2 separate regions of the Homo sapiens genome follow, and region 1 is linked to region 2. Evidence: read pairs that join two places in POLR2A ChIA-PET (ENCODE). Cell type or tissue: PC-3. All regions are shown on one strand. Links, peaks and the distances in the headings refer to the core of each region. The heading gives the core; the rest is flanking DNA. Region 1 overlaps UACA (uveal autoantigen with coiled-coil domains and ankyrin repeats). Region 2 has its middle 31 kb from the start of LINC02205.

Region 1 (8,744 bases), core at 164-8,163, 270 kb after region 2:
CTCGTTTGGTTGTTGGCAGAATTCAGTTCCCTTAAGGTATAGGACTGAGGTCCCCGTTTCTGATGGGTTGTTAACCACAAGCCTCTCTTAGCTCAAGACCTCTCACATTTCTTCTCACATGGCCCCGTCCATCTTCAAGCCAGCAACAGGAAAAGTCCTTCTCATCTTTCAAATTGCTCTGACTTGCAGTTCTGCTTTGAGCCAGAGAAAACTTTATGTTTTTAAAACAGCTCATGTAATTAGAATAGGCACACCTAGGTCTCCTTTTTAAACTAAAGTCAAATGATTAGTAACTTAATTACATCTGCAAAATGTCATTTGCTACGTAACATAATATAATCATGGGCATATTTCCTCATCATATTCAAAGTCCTGGGGATTCAGGTGGAAAATTAAGGCCATTTTTAAAATTCTGCTTACCACATCTCTGGATGTGTATTTTTCACTGCGCGTTGCAGTCAAAAAGCTTAAAGAGCATCTAGCCACTGGACTAGAAAACTTTAAGGTCACTTCCAGTCCTAAAATTCTAAAAATCTAACATGTAAAGCTATTTTTTTAATTGGAAAGGAAAAACAATTATGCAAATTTCAAAGTTAGTTAAATCAAAAAGGGTGCTGAAGATTTTCTTTTCCTAGTTTAAAATAAAAAGGACATGTTTTAACAAAATTGTCATTTTGGGAGGGCCAATTTCTAGTCCCAGTAAGAGGCTGAACATCTAGGGAAGAATACAGTATGAAAGTGAAAATAAAAGTTGGTGCCAAATCGTAATGCCTGGAAAAGCCAAAAGCAAAAGACTCTGAACCAGTGGCAATTTCCACACTACAAAACTCCAGTTTCATTTTAAGTATAAAGATTAGAAAAGGTAAATAGGCCAAATGAAAAACTAGGTCATAAACAGACTGTTCCACCCAAGGTTCATTAACAAAAACTAGGACGGCAGGGCACGGTGGCTCACGCCTGTAATTCTAGCACTTTGGGAGGCCGAGACGGGCGGATCACGAGGTCAGGAGATCGAGACCATCCTGGCTAACACGGTGAAACCCCGTCTCTACTAAAAATACAAAAAAAGTAGCCAGGCATAGTGGCGGGCGCCTGTAGTCCCAGCTACTGGAGAGGCTGAGGCAGGAGAATGAATGGCGTGAACCCGGGAGGCGGAGTTTGCAGTGAGTTGAGATTACGCCACTGCATTCCAGCCTGGGCGACAGAGCAAGACTCTGTCTCAAAAAAAAAAAAAAAAAAAAGAAAGAAAAACTAGGATGAAGGATACAAACCTTAGGCTGTTGGGTCTCTTAACATACAGGGATCCAGCTGACTGCCTTTGGTATAAGACAGTCCCCATCCCTACCACATAAATCTAGCAGAAGGAAGGAGGGAGGGAGAGAAAAAAGTACCTCACATATACCCGATGCCTCATAAATATTTGTTGAGTAAAGTTATAAGATAATAGACTATAAACTTATTAGCCTTCAGAAACTTCACCTCCCTAGCCAGAGAAGAGAACTATTTCTAAATTTCAGCTATTAATGGAATAAAAGCTACCTATACCAAGCAAGGCTGACACTTGATCAAAGGTAAGACAGTCTGCAAGAGGGCTGGATAATGGTCCTCAGGGGTGACAGAAGAAAATGGGAGCAGGTAGTGTTAAGACCAAAAAACAGTCTTAACAAATATTAGTAGAATTGAATTTTGCTGAAATTTTTAGCTTCAAAGTAATTACAACTTATATAATGGCAAATATACAAGTAGATACAGTGTCCTCAACAGAATTCCCAAGACTTGTTCTCAGCAAAATTAGTCAGGATTCTGCCTACTGGTATTAACCAGTAGAAAGAACACTTTGATAGCTATGAGTGATACCATAGAATGAGAACCTCATAACAGCCATACAGAGAATACTAACCATAGCTCCAACTCTCCATCAAATACACAAGTGTAATGTTTTCCATAGCTTACAAAACACTCTTAAGTCTAGAGTTCTCATTCATTGCTCTACTCTATAATAAAAATTTACTGGGGAAAAATATGTATTTTGACCTAGGAATACAACTTACAAGGGATGTGAAGGACCTCTTCAAGGAGAACTACAAACCACTGCTGAAGGAAATAAGAGAGGACACAAACAGGCCAGGCGCAGTGGCTCACACCTGTAATCCCAGCACTTTGGGATGCCGAGGCAGGCGGACCATGAGGTCAGGAGATCAAGACCATCCTAGCTAACATGGTGAAACCCCTTCTCTACTAAAAAAAAATACAAAAAATTAGCCGGGCGTGGTGGTGGGCACCTGTAGTCCCAGCTACTTGGGAGGCTGAGGCAGGAGAGTGGCGTGAACCCGGGAGGCGGAGCTTGCAGTGAGCCGAGATCGTGCGTGCCACTGCACTCCAGCCTGGGCAGCAAGACTCTGTCTCAAAAAAGAAAAAGAAAAAAAAAAAAAAAGAGAGGACATAAACAAATGGAAAAACATTAATCATACACAGGAAGAATCAATATCATGAAAATAGCCATACAGTCCAAAATAATTTACAGATTCAATGCTAGTCCCATGAAGCTACCACTGACTTTCTTCATAGAATTAGAAAAAACTACTTTAAATTTCATATGGAACCAAAAAAGAGCCTGCATTGCCAAGACAATCCTAAGCAAAAAGAACAAAGCTGCAGCCATCATGCTACCTGACTTCAAACTATAATATAAGGCTACAGTAACCAAAATAGCACGGTACTGGTACCAAAACAGGTATATAGACCAATGGAACAGAACAGAGGCCTCTGAAATAACACCACACATCTACAACCATCTGACCTTTGACAAACCTGACAAAAACAGGCAGTGGGGAAAGGATTCCCTACTTAATAAATGGTGTTGGGAAAACTGGCTAGCCATATGCGGAAAACTGGCTAGCCATATGCAAAAAACTGAAACTGGACCCCTTCCTTACACCTTATACAAAAATTAAATCAAGATGAATAAAAGATTTAAACGTAAGACCTAAAACCATAAAAACCCTAGAAGAGAATCTAGGCAATACCATTCAAGATATAGGCATGGGAAAAGACTTCATGACTAAAACACCAAAAGCAATGGCAACAAAAGCCAAAACTGACAAATGGGATCTAATTAAACTAAAGAGCTTCTACACAGCAAAAGAAACTATCATCAGAGTGAACAGGCAACATACAGAATGGGAGAAAATTTTTGCAATCTATCCATCTGACAAAGGGCTAATATCCAGAATCTACATGGAACTTAAACAAATTTACAAGAAAAAAACAAACAACCCCATCAAAAAGTGGGCAAAGGGTAAGAACAGACACTTTTCAAAAGAAGACATTTATGCAGCCAACAAACATCTGAAAAAAAAGCTCATCATCACTGGTCATTAGAGAAATGCAAATCAAAACCACAATGAGATACCATCTCATGACAGTTAGAATGGCAATCATTAAAAAGTCAGGAAACAGATGCTGGAGAGGACATGGAGAAATAGGAATGCTTTTACACTGTTGGTGGGAGTGTAAATTAGTTCAACCATTGTGGAAGACAGTGTGGCAATTCCTCAAGGATCTAGAACTAGAAATACCATTTGACCCATCAATCCCATTACTGAGTATATACCAAAATGATTATAAATCATTCCACTATAAAGACACATGCACACATATGTTTACTGCAGCACTATTCACAATAGCAAAGACTTGGTACCAACCCAAATGCCCATCAATTTTAGGCTGGATAAAGAAAATGTGGCACATATTCACCATGGAATACTAGGCAGCCATAAAAAAGAATGAGTTCATGTCCTTCACAGGGACATGGATGAAGCTAGAAACCATCATTCTCAGCAAAGTAACACAAGAACAGAAAACCAAACACCACATGTTCTCACTCATAAGTAGGAGTTGAACAATGAGAACATATGGGCACAGGGAGGGGAACATCATACACTGGGGCCTGTCAGGGGGTGGCAGGCAAGGGGAAGGCTAGCATTAGGAGAAACAATGTAGATGATGGGTTGATGTGTGCAGCAAACCACTATGCACATGTATACCTGTGTAACAAACCTGTACGTTCTGCACATGTATCCCAGAACTTAAAGTATAATTTTCAAAAAAAATGTATTTTGTCACCTTTACACTGTTCCATCTCACTTGTGCTGTATTCAGCTATTCAACTCAAAATTACTTTGTGCAGAAACGAATGGTGTTTGTTTTTTGGGTTTTTTTTTTTTTTTTTTTTTTAGATGGAGTCTTGCTCTGCTGCCAGGCTGGAGTGCAGTGGCGTTATCTTGGCTCACTACAACCTCCACCTCCCAGGTTCAAGCAATTCCCCCGCCTCAGCCTCCCTTTTAGGGGTTATTTTTGGGAGACAAGGTCTTGCTCTATCGCCCAGGCTGGAGTACACTGTCATCATCATGGCTCACTTCAGCCTCAACCTCCTAAACTCAAGGGATTCTCCTGCCTCAGCCTCCCAAGTAGCGGGGACTACAAACACACCTGGCTAATTTTTTTTAAGATGGGGTACATTTCCATTTATATTGTTTTAAAGCTTTCAATTATTTCCATTCTTCCTAGTAGCTACAATCTCTGGTAGGGTAGAAAAGCAAGTGGTATTGGCCCCATCTTATAAGAGAAATAATTGAAACTTATTGAGATAAAGTGATTAGACCAAAGTTTTTCAGTAGCAGTGCCTGGACTGAAACCAAAATTTTCTGACATCCTGTCATCCTTGATCTTTCTGCCTATTGAATATCTCTACTTAAATAGTATTGACACTAAAATGAAAGATGACATTTTTTAAATTGCATCAAATTTCTTTTTATTTATATAGAAAAAAATAAAATAGAATAATTTATGTCCCAGAGAAACACTAATCCTATCTTAAAAATCTGAATGAAATAATATATTCTTAAATACAAGTCCAGGTGATTCAGTTTAGAGAAAATGAATTCTCTAATTCATATAATTCTCAAATATTCACGAATATATGCTGAATTTTTTGTTTACGCTTTTTATGCAACCTAGTGCCTGGCATAGTACTGTATGTATACACCTACACCAAGCTAGGCTGACACTGGACCCAAGGTGGGGCAGTCTGCAAGGGGGCTGGATAATGGTCCTCAAGAGTGACAGAAGAAAATGGGGGCAATTTAAATGGCTTAATATTTAATTAAGAACTTCAATAAATTTCAATTCTTAGCTGTAAAGAAAAGTCAAAAAAAAATTCAACCCACAAACAGGAAAGTATTTACTTAGCAGCAGAATACAGAAATTGAGCATCTCTCTAAGTGTAGTCTATACACCACTATGCACGTGACCCTCCTGCTGGCACAAGGACAAACATGGGTGACACAGTCTTCTGGCAGTTCCTTCTACAGTTCCAGAGTGTTCTGCATCAGTCTGCAGCAGGGACAGATGCAGCAGTGAAGCCTGGGGCATGAAGTTAGAAATTAAAAAGGAATAAAAGCCCAACAGAAGCCAGCTCCAAAGCTCCGGTACTTGGCTCACCCTAATGACAGGACAAATTTATAGAGTGCAGGTCCTTGCATACAGCCTGCAGTCACATGCCTGCACACCAACATTCTCTTCCTACCTGCCCCTACCCCTCCCTTTCCCTGTTCATTCTACCCCTCCCTTTCCCTGTTCATTCCCTAGAGATGCTCATCATAGAAATGCTCTCTGTAGCTCAGAGGAACACTAGGCTCCGATTTCATACACTGTCCTGCATACAGTTTCCTTTCTAAATAAATGTACTGATATTTAAGTGTTTATAAGTGAGATATTTAAAAGAATATTCCAATTATTAATAGCACCAGTATTTCATGGATGTGACAAAAAATCAAGATAATGCATTAATATTAATGAAGTTTGTAAAAAAAATTATTTCTTCCAGCTCTGCTTCATCTTCACAAGTCCTATTACCCTTAAGTTTCCTCTTAAAACTAACTTTAAAAGTTAGTTTCAAATATCACTCATATTGTAGATACATGCTATAGTATTTAATGGTAAAATATCATTCTACAACTTCCTTCCAAATGGTTCAGTGAAAGATATGAGTGAGTGTGCATTTATTATGCTTTTATTATACATATATAGAGTGAATGCACCAAAATGTTAACTTTCGGATCTAAGTAGCATGCAGGTGGATCCTAGTTCATTGTGCTATTCTTTCAAATGTTATGTATGTTTCAATTTTTTCATAACAAAAAGTTGGAGAAAACAGGGCCGGGCGCGGTGGCTCATGCCTGTAATCCCAGCACTTTGGGAGGCCGAAGTGGGCGGATCACCAGGTCAGGAGATCAAGACCATCCTGGCTAATATGGTGAAACCCCGTCTCTACTAAAAATACAAAAAATTAGCCGGGCGCGGTGGCGGGCGCCTGTAGTCCCAGCTACTTGGGAGGCTGAGGCAGGAGAATGACGTGAACCCGGGAGGTGGAGTTTTCAATGAGCCGAGATCACGCCACCGCACTCTGGCCTGGGCGATAAGCAAGACTCCGTCTCAAAAAAAAAAAACAAAAACAAAAAATTAGCCAGGCGTAGTGGTGGGCACCTGTAGTCCCAGCTACTCAGGAGGCTGAGGCAGGAGAATGGCGTGAACCCAGGAGGCGGAGCTTGCAGTGAGCAGAGATCGCACCACTGCACTCCAGCCTGGGCGACAGAGGAAGACTCCGTCTCAAAAAAAAAAAAAAAAAAAAAAAGTTGGAGAAAACAAATTAGCTACCTGCTAAAAATCTGTGCTTATAAAGATTATTAGCATAGTAAGTTAAACTTTCAAGGGTATTTATCAAACATCATCATCAGAACATTGAGCTATTCACCCGAACTGAATATAAATATGTGCACTTCAAAAAAAATAAAATAAAAACACTAAATTGCTAACATACAGGAAGATATGGACAGTGCTCTCTCTCTCCCTCTTACAGCGTAATTACCATTCAATCAGGGACTGAACAGTGCATCAAACCCAGGACATTTGGAAATCACAAGGGGCTAGCAGGCTGGGTTTCTGACCACGTGTCTGTTGACTGTGACTTTGGTAAGTCACAACTTCTTCAGGGTTTCAGGTGGCCTGTGTTTCTCCAACTTGGGCCCTCCTCTCCATCCCTTCCAGCATTGTAATGATGCAGGCCCTCACTAATTCTTGCCTATAATATTTCAGCAGCTTCATAACCAATCCACCTGTCTCCAGGCTAGACCCTCTCAAATCCATCCTCAACAGAGCTACCACAGTAATCCATCTAAAACACGTTTGATTTTGGAATTTCCCACTTCTGGAACCACAGGAAGAAGTCCCAACAACTCTTGAAAATGGCCATTTTTAAAGCTATTCCAAGATCTACCCCCAAACCTCTACTTCCTACTTCCCACCCAATCCCCTTGCTATTGTTCTAGGATCCTCCCTTGCTATTTTTCTAGTATCCAATTTCCCCTTCCCCCAGCTCTGAGCTCCGTGATATTTCCTCTTCTCTATGCCTTTGCTCTTGTTGTTAACTCTGAAAGAAATTTAACCTTTCCTAGATCACTCCTATCCACTTCTTTCAAATCTCAAGAAGCTCACCCTGGCCAGGTGTGGTGGCTCACTCCTATAATCCCAAAACTTCAAGAGGCTGAGATGGGAGGATCGCTTGAGCCCTCAGGCGTTCGAGACCAGCCTGGGCAACACAGTGAGACCCCTGTCTCTACAAAAAATAAACAAAATTAGTCAGGCATGGTGGCGTATGCCTGTAGTCCCAGCTACGCACTTGCTGCAGTGAGTCAAGACTGTGCCACTGCACTCTAGTCTGAGTGACAGAGCAAGGTCCGGTCTCAAAAAAAAAGGTCACCCTGCAGATTGGTGTCTCAGGAGCTAGAGAAGAGTAGGTGGAAAGCAGTTGCTTAATGGATACAGAATTTTCTTCTAGAGTGATGAAAATGTTTTGGAAGTACGTAGAGATGGTGGTTATACAACAATGTGAATGTATTAAATGTCATTGAATCGTTCACTTTAATATGACTTATTTTATGTTTTGACAATCTCATCTCAATTTTTAAAAGACAGCAGCAGCAGCAGCTTATCCTACAAAAAAAACCCTCAATGACTCCCCACTCTTCTGCCCCAGACTAGATCAGTACCTTGTACAGTCCTCTATCACAGCACTTATTACCTTATATTATCTGCTCATGGAGCTCCCCCACAAAACTATGAGCCTCTTCTTATCTTCCTCATCCTCTCACCCTGCAGTGCTTAGCCCAAGTGCTCAATAAATTTTTTTCATAATTGAAAAATAGAGATACCACTTATCTCCCTCAGGAAAAGGGCTAAAGCAGGTGGACTTTTGAAGATCTAGGCTATATAAAAGCCTATTAATTGGAAAGGAAAAGATTAGGAAGATTGCTGTCAATCTGGTTATAAAGGACAACAATGGCATGACCTCTGGTAAGACTTTTCAGTTAGCAATATAAACATGTATTGAGTTACCTATATAAAGCACCGTATTAATATGCAAGCCCTTAATATGCCTTGTATCATTTAATGCTCACAACTACTCTATGAAATAAGTATAACGATTAATCCTATTTTCCAAATGAAGAAACAAACATATTTAAGTAACTTGCCTAAGGTCACAAAGCTGGTTACCAGGAGTGGCAAGGCTCACACCCAAGACGTGCAGGCTGCAGAGTTTGACCCTGTATCATCAATGTGCTAACCTGCACCTTCATGCTGCTCCAGGTATGATTTCAAGAGCTATGAATGGACATTCTCTGGCC
Region 2 (8,744 bases), core at 329-8,328:
ATTTCACAGGAGTCTGAGTCAGAAATCCTGTCCTTCCAATGCTTCCCCCTGGCCAGGACACAGATGCCAGGATCGGGCCATCATCTTCTGCTCCTTCTTTGGGGTCCCTGAAACTGGTCAGGGAATCCTCCATTGTGTGAGCGTCTGTGTCTCCTGACCTAGGCCCTGACCCTACTCTTGGATTCCTTCGGGACTGGGATCTACAGGATCCAGGATCAGGCCAGAGGGCATGGGAGAAACCTGAGGCGGAAGTCAGACAGAACTGCACTGTGAGACACACCTCTTCCACTTACTCACTGTGTGGCCCTGGGTGGGTTTCACAACCTCTCTTGGCCTCAGCTCCCTCACCTGTAAAAGGGAGATTCCATTGTTCCCCTTCAGGGATGATGTGTGGGCTGAACAAGGTGATGTCCAGACAGTCCTAAGCACAGCAGTAACTGGCCCCCAGCGGAGCTCAGTAAACTTCGGCTGTAATTATAAGCTGTTATAAGGCACTTGGCAATGGAGTAGATACTCCATAAACAAGCATCATACAAGTGTAAATAATTATTAATTATTATGATGACTAATCATCATTATTATTGATGATAAATGTGAGAAATGCTACCCAAACACCAGCTCCCCCACTCAATCTGTTTGCAGACAGACATCACTCCTCAACCATGCAGAAAAAGTCTGGGACCCAGAAGAAGAGCTGGTTCCAAGCACCCCAACAGGGAGCACTGTCCTCCCTCCAGTCTCCATGCAGCACTGTGCAGGCTGGTGTCACCCAGGCAGGTGACATTCACCCAAATGCATCCCATCTGTCTGTTCAGTCTGCTTATGGCCTGCGTCTTTTCAGCTTGGCTCCTCTGTGTCTAAGTTGTTAAATATTTTGGATATCACCTCAACAAGAAATGTCTTTGTGATTTCTTGAGTCCTGGCTCATGAGCAGCAAGGCTGACCTGAGTGCAGAAAGTGACCTGGGGAAATCCTGGTCAAGCTCCCAGAACTCTGCTTCTTAGATGAAGTCAGATAGACAAGGAGTGAGCTTTGCCGAGCAAGCAAATTTTACCACCATCCTGAAAAATGAATCAAGGCAAGGCCCACAGAGGTACCCAGGGCCTAGCTCAGCACCCAGCAGTGCAGGAGCTCAATAAGTACATGGATGGGTGGATGGGTAAGTGGGTGAATGGATGGGTGGGTGGGAGGATGAAGTATATTAACCATGCCTTTTTTCTGTAGCCCTTGTGCTTTGACATCTGGGGCCTTGCTGACCCTGGAGAGACTGCCGCAGTCTCTATAGATAGTCCAGCCAGTCCTACAGATCGTGAAGGACTTGCCTACGAGTGTGCCTTGCTTATGTGTCTGAGTGCAGTCATGCTGCTATAACAAAATACCACAGACTGGGTAATAGATAAAGAACAGAAATTTATTCCTCACAGTTCTGGAAGCTGGAAGTCCAAGATGAAGATGCTGGTGGGTTCCATGTCTGGCAGGTGAGGACTAGTCTCTGCTTCTAAGATGGTGCCTTAAACACCGTGCTCCAGAGGGGATGATACTGTGTCCTCACACAGCAGAAGGGCAGAAGAGAAAAAGGACAAAAGAACCTAGCTAGTTCCCTCCGGCCCTTTTGTAGGGCACTAATCCCATCCGTGGGGCGGAGCCCCCCTAAAGGCCCCACCTCCTAATATGATTGCATTGGAGATTAAGTTTCAACATAATTTTGGAGAGGATGCAAATGTTCTAACCATAGCAATATGCAAACAGTCCTGAGACTACCCCCGCCCCCCACCTCCTCTACTGGGCTGTCACACTCAGGGCCCCTATGCCCCTTCCCCAGTCACCCCAGGGCCAGGTACCAAACAACTAGGGACTGTGTCCCAGAACCTTACATTATTCAAACTAGCCGATCCTAAACCTGCTTGCCCTGCCCTGCCCATCCATTCCCATAGAAACCACCACAAAAGTTCCTGCCCATGTTTTCCCCTCGCCCCCTGCCTCCTGACTGCCCCTGGTGTTTCCCCACGTGGCCCCGCATGGTGTGGCATGCTCCCTTCTCCTGGAACTGTGAGTAACAAGTTTTCCATGGCATCAGCTCCTGATTTATTGGCCGTGCCATACCTGAATGATAATAAAGCCTACATCTTCAATGTAGAGGGAAGGAGGAAGGGAGGGAGGGAGGGGAAAGGTGGATGGAAGAAAAGAAGGAAGGAAGGGGGTTAGATGGATGGATGGATAAAAGGAAGAAAGCAAGGGAGGATGAAATCAACCTGGGCCTCAAGTTTCCACAGGAATGATCTGACTATAACTTTGCTCCATGGTTGAAAAGAAGCAGCTTTCTCCTACCAAGTTTTGGCTGTGTTTGGGAGAATGTACCTTCACAGTGCCACAGGCCAGCAATCAATACAGCATCTTCTCACTCCCTTTGCAGACAGAAAGACCTGGATCTGAATCCTGGCCCTGCCATTCACTGGCCATGAGACCATGGCCAACTGACTTAACCTGTGTGCGAGACACACACATGTATATGTCTACCTTCCGAGTTCCCTGATGCTAGAACCAGAAGATGCAGGCATAGCATGGTTTCCAGCACAGAGTACGCACTCCCCGACATTCATAATGAGTATTATTATTCGGCTATTCTGCAGTCCCGCACCCCAAGTGCCATCTGTTAGAAAGACTGTGCTATTTGGTCTAAATGTCTTCCTCACCCAGAAGCCCCTATTTGGGGCTCTTGGTCTCTGCCTCACCAAAAGCCATGCTAATCCCTTCCTGGTCCCCAGTCCGGAGTTCAGGGCTCGGCAGGCAAACGCGTGCTCCCTATCCAAAGGACTAGAAGGGCCCTACAACGCACCACATGCCTACATTTCACAGACCTCTCTTCTGGAGTTACGCTGACCCCTCCCCATTGAGAGGCTGCTTGGCTTTCCCTGCTGCTTTTAAAGTGAGAAGGGGGAGGACCTTTACGCTGGAATCGCATTTCAATTTCCCCATCTCCCCTGTACACCATCACTCAGTAAAAATAGCTAATTTTAAAATGGCTGCTCTTATGATGGACGAGATTAATGGATCTTGAAGAGCAGCCAGTATACCAACTGCTCCTGCAGCCATGATGAAAGCTAATAATGTAGAAAATTCTGCCAATTCCTTTAATTCATGAATATTTAAGCCTGTGAAAAATCTGTCAGATTATATCATTTTTTTCTGGTGATTTTCCGCCTAAGTACGTTCATGGCAGCCTGCCAGTTGCTCAAGAAACTTCAGCAGGAGCAAAATCATTTTTGTTGTTGTTGTTACTATGGACGGCCGTCTTCTCCTTGCTGAATTTATCCCCTCATCCCCGGGTGGAGGATCAGGTGCACTCGAGACAGCTAAAGGCAACCACGGTGATTTCCCCCAGCAGGCACAGATTCCTCTCCCAACCCAAAGGCTGGCAGGGGCTTTTGTGAAAGGAGACCATGGTTTTCAAATTGTGTTCCACGGCACCCAAGTCTTCCTCCTTGGGGCCCGGGGGGATCACTGGGAGGGGTTTGGGCTGGACATGCTGCGTGCATGGGGCTGCCGGACCCAACTCCCACTTGCACCAAGCAGTTCTGTTTGGTGCATTGAGATTCCCTGCAAATAAGTGTTGCCCCAACTTAAAACAATTTGAAAGGCATGAGCATGGAAACCACAGCTCTAACCCACCCCTCCCGGCTTGAACAACAAAGGGAGAAACTCAGCCCCCATGATGGTAACTGGTAAGCCCACCTCATGGGAAGCACTAGCAGTGGCACCTGAGCGGCAACCAGGATCCTTAACTGCAAGTGAGCGCTCTCTCCCCATCTCCAGCACACTCTGGGTGACCTCTTGGGCTCTGCCTGTTTGGGGAAGGCAGGAAATGAGGCTCAGATGGGCCACGCTCCCCAGCCACAGTGGAAAGTCCTCTCTGAAGCCAAGATGTTTCCTTGCAAAGACAAGAGAGAGCGAGAGAGAATGAGCATGTTTAGTGACTTGAGAGGGAGGGAGGGGTGGCCAACTTCAGAGATGATTATCATTCAGGGACTTGTTGGCTGGAGGAAGGAGCGAGCTTCTTTTTATAGGAGCTCCAGTTCCTCGTTTTGTTCTCTTCGGGTTATTCTCCAAAGAAAGCCGGCTCTTGAGTCAGCTGGCAGGAGAGCGAGGCGAATGCGCTGGTGCTGGCCGCAATGGCCCCGGTTCAACGCTCGCTCCAGCTGGTCACGTCCTCACCGGGGCGGCCGGCGGCCTGCCTGCCCACGCTCTGCCAGGAGCCCAGGTCAGCCCTTGCCTCGCCGGGGCCGGAGCCCGTCCAAAATCAACAAGTCTTTTGTGCCTCTCCTTTGGACGCTGTATAATTACAGCAAACATGTATTGGCGGTGCACAGCGATTGTGAGGCAATTGTTGAAGGATCTCAAATGCGCTTGGCATTTGGTCTTGGAGAGCAATTCGAGGAACCACAGCTCCAGTTGGCTCATGCTGGCCAGAAAACAAGAGATTTTCAGAAGTCGTGAGTGGTGTGTTGGCACAGCCTCCATGTAGTTCATCAGCTATTTCCTTGATAGTGGGTTGCGTTTTACCACCAAGCCAACTGACTGACTCATGAGTCAGGGACTTAAAAAATAAATAAATAAGGGAGGCCATCGGTGCCCGCTGAGCAAAACACGTCAGGCTGCCGACAAAATGGGCCCCTGCTGCTTTCCGGGTGGTTTCATTTTTCCTCTTTTTGTCTTTTTGTTTGAAAACTATGAAAGTGAAACTGCACACCTCCCCCCTCAAGCTATTCTGTTCCCATGGGCAGCCAGAGGAGATGGGTGGGTGACGGGGTCTCCCAGCAACACCATCTCTCGGCAAATTCACATTCCCATCAACCAGGCTTGAATGAGGTGTCTAGTGTGTGCCCGGCTTTCAGAGGGCCTCTGTGGAGGGAGATGATGTTCATTGAGCTGATATTAATTGAACACATGACATGGCCGAGGGCACTCACCCAGGTGTGGCTTGCTTTAGCCTATCGAGAGCTTAATAAGGGCAACAGCTTTAGCCTCAATTTATAGACGAGGAAACGAAGGCTTCTGAGGCTAAGATTCATAGGTCACACACTTAGTAAGTGGCAAAACTGGGGTTGGAACCCAGATCTGTCTGATTCCAGTACTCCTCCTACCAATATTCATGTCATTCCAAGGCTCACTTTTCCATAAATATCCAATGTTTTCAGTGCAGTGAGTTCCTTGAGCTTACAGGGGTGATTCAGACTGACATGGTCCTTGCCCCTCCAAGGCTGACATTTAAGCTGGGAAGACAGAGTCAAGGATGAAGTAGACAATTGATCCTTTCATTGCAATTGTGGTTCTTGCCCTCAAGGAAAAGGACAGAGTGGTTACAGCACAGGGCAGGGAACTTGGCCTGGCCTCACAGGCCTAAGAAATTTGAGGGATGATAGGAATTCAGTGGATAAAGCATTCCTGGAAGTGGGAACCACTGGTGCAAAGACCCCTGGGTGAGAAGAAGGGTGTGGTGTTGTGGGGGAGCTGACAGGAGGTCAGGGAGCCTGGAGTGCCCAGGGTGAGGGAGCCATGTGGGTGGAGAACCTGGCCTGGGCCCTGAAGGCCAAGGAAATGACTGCAGGGGTTTATCCCAACAGCAAGGGGCAGCCATTGATGGGGTCTAAGCAGTGCCATGATCAGATCTGCATTTGTAAAAGGACCCCCCAAAGGACCCCCTTGGTTGCTTTTATGAACAATAGACTAGAGTGACAGGAGTAGGTGTGGGGAAGGTCACTGAGAGACTAGTGATACTAGTGGCTCATGGTCTAGGGTCTAGTTCAAGACACACGCTGCTGAGCACAGCCAGGCCTTCTCTCCCCATCCACCTCATCTCCCCTCAAAGGTGCTCCCAAGGGTCCACCCGCTAACCAAGGTCATCTCATAATTGGGGAATAATCTTACAAATGCAGAAACAACGCCCAAAGAGCAGAGTGACTAGGCTGTGGCCTCACAGCCAGTGAAGGACCCCTATTCCTTGCACCTCTCAGTCCTGTGCCCCAGCCCCTCATCAGCACCTCTGCTGTGCCGGGAAGGGCTCCAGTGCATGCACCCAGCTCCCACTGAGGCCAGGGTTGTGGCGGCTGCAGAAGCCATGTCCCCTTTCTCTCCTCCCTCCTGGCTTCACACTGTTGGAAGCCATTCTTCTAGGCAGTCCCTTGTGGACCCTTCAAGTTGGCTTTTGAAATGGCTTAGCCAGATTTCTTCAGAGTTGAAAAGTGACTCCTTTCACATCTTCCTGCCTTTGCACCTGCAGTTTCTTCTCCAAGCAGTGTTTTTACTGTCTTACCCATCTGGTGACTTAGTGTGAAGTGGAGATCCAGGGTCCAGCGAGAGCTCAGGGATCCTTCCCCCAACTCCCACCCCAACCCCACTCCACCTCACCCTTTACTCTTGCCCAGGATGAGTCAGTCACAAGGGACAAATTTCACATTTTGTAGGGTGCAGGTTTCAAGGAGAACAGAGGTCACAGGACTATAAATGGGTCTCTTTTCTTTTTCCTCCCTGGCAAGACTATCTTTGGATCAGTCAATGCCTGATTGGCATGCTCTCCCCTCCCTTCCCATTCCCTCCCTTCTCTTTTTCTCCTCCCTCTCCTATCCTCTCTTCCCCCCTCCCCATTCCCTCCCCATAGCAGCTGGACCCAAGACCCTCTTTTCAGGACTAGGAGGCCGCAGGCTAGCCAGGGCAGTAGGCTTGGGGCAAATGCCTTCTCCTGCCCTCTGTCTTGTCCTCCCTTTGCTGCTCCCACTCCCTTAGAGGCCAGAGCCAGACTGAGATTTTGTCCCCATGTGGGTTAGGGGGAAGGGGCTCCTAGAGCTGTTCACTGCTGGGTGCCAAGCTTCTACCTCTCTAACGTGTCACTTTGGCTGTTCTGTACCATTGCTATGAGGAGCCGTCAGGGAACTCCTGGGGAAGGGCAGCATCCAGGGTCCCTGGAGCTTTTGACCTAACACCATCCTCAGAGCATCCCAATCTTGCTGCAATTTCTAATCCCCATTTTGCAGGAGGCTCAGAGGGGCTAAGGAACTCTCTTCCTGCTAAGTGGAAATGAGCACGTGAAGCTGAGCCTGTTCTATTGCTTCCCGGATCATGGAGGAGGAGGAAGAGATGGAGGAGGAGGAGATGGAGGAGGAGGAGATGGAGGAGGAGGAGGGAGAAGAGAAGAAGGACACAAGGCTCTGTCCCTATCAGCCATCTGGTGCCCAGAGTAGGGCTGTGCCCCTCAGAGCACATGAGCCCTGCAGAAAACTGGGACATGGAAACGAGCCTCCCCGCCCAGCACCCCACTCCCAAGAGCCCACATGGCAGGGCAGGGCCTGGAGACTGGAGGGCGAGCCCCTGAGACCCCAAAGAACATCGACCAGTCCCAGGAGGGCTGCTGAACCCTGTTCAGGCTCCCCGGCCAAAATACCACTGAGGGCATCAGCTTGATGAGGTGCAGCGACTGGGATTTGATTACTCTGGCCCTGCCTCAGGCTTTTCCCACTCTTTCCTGTGGCTCCAGACAGGAGTACCCGGCCCTTCCCACTCACTGCCCCTTAAGTCTCCCTCAGCATCCCTCCCACCCCAGCGCCCCAGCCCCTGCCAGCCACCTGCTCAAGGCAGGCCTCTCTCCCTCCCTCCGGGCGCCTGCCCTGCCCTCTCCGCCTCCCGATGGCTAGGACAAGATGATTTACAAGAGCGTGGCGGGAGGGACGGCGAGCCAGATTAATGCACCAGTGAGCGGCCGCCTTGCTCACCAAACACACATCATGAAAACTTATTGCTCAGAAAACAGCACAACGCCACTAATTCATAAATGTTCAATGCCCCCCACAGTGGAGCAGCCAGGGCTTATCGCCTCCAGGAAAGAGGAGGCTGGTTCTCCCCAGGCCACCCTCCTCCCACTCGCCCTGCCTGGCCTGGTGGCCTTCCCACCGGCTCCTCAGCCAGGCACCCGCCCATGTGCTGAGCAGGTGGTTTCACTTCCTGGTGGTTTTTATTTTATCTGGCCCGAGGATGCTTCTGGCTGAGCCCTGGGTGGTGTCTTGGGGCAAGGAGGTGGCACTCAAGATGGCCTCCAGGCCTGCTCAGTCAGCTGGTCCTCCACAGACACCCAGGCTCAGGGAGAGGGGCCTGGAGAACGGGACAGAGGAGGGCAGACAGAAACCAGGAGGGAAACCACAGCTGTCACCCCTGCACAGAGGGCCTGCCTCAGCTGACTGTTCTGGAGAGGGGAAGACAGAGACAGAAACAGAGAGAAAAACAGAGACACACACACACAGAGAAACAGAAGGAAACGAGAAAGAGCGGCAGAAACAGAGAAAAGAGAAACAGACAGAGAGAGAGAGAGAGGGAGGAAGCGAGACGAGGGAAAGAAGCAGCCAGCCCTTGAGCAGGAAGACTGGCCTTCAGGCTGGGGCGCTCTCCTGGGTGAGGAAGGATTCATCTTGCCTGGAAGCCTTGGGGACTTGGGGAAGAATGGCAGGCCCGCTGATGGTCCCGTCCTGTTTAGGACAGGCAGGAACAAAAGAGACACGGTCCTCACTGATTCTCTCCCATCCCATGGGTCTAGCCACACCTCTATTGTTTCCACAATGGTGGATGGCGTAACCACCCACCCGCCTCGGGTCTCTGTGTGGCCAGTCTCTGCCTGCCCCTCCCTCCCATTCTCCAGCCCCTGCAGACTGAGCTCTCTGGAGTGCAGCTTCCCAGCTCCTTTGCCTGCTGGCTTCAGTTGG

What was found. Peaks named below come from ENCODE experiments on the same cell type or tissue, not always from the same donor. Only the 100,000 strongest peaks of a DNase experiment are listed, where the experiment ranks them.
Region 1: POLR2A ChIA-PET joins it to region 2 with 13 read pairs; 2 of 35 experiments call an interaction of 5 or more read pairs at or near these places.

What each region holds. Positions count from the first base shown.
Region 1 is chr15:70,743,028-70,751,771 of GRCh38, forward strand. All of the region lies in intron 1 of UACA (uveal autoantigen with coiled-coil domains and ankyrin repeats), which reads right to left. Among named protein-coding and RNA genes, the nearest start is that of UACA, 16 kb to the right of the region's middle. In PC-3, for the core only: no CTCF peak of the experiment used is centred there; no DNase peak of the experiment used is centred there; H3K27ac peaks cover 199 bases.
Region 2 is chr15:70,470,679-70,479,422 of GRCh38, forward strand. No RefSeq gene overlaps it. Among named protein-coding and RNA genes, the nearest start is that of LINC02205, 31 kb to the right of the region's middle. RefSeq lists an enhancer at 8,044-8,273. In PC-3, for the core only: no CTCF peak of the experiment used is centred there; a DNase peak (open chromatin) is centred at 4,513; H3K4me3 peaks cover 1,476 bases; H3K27ac peaks cover 2,139 bases.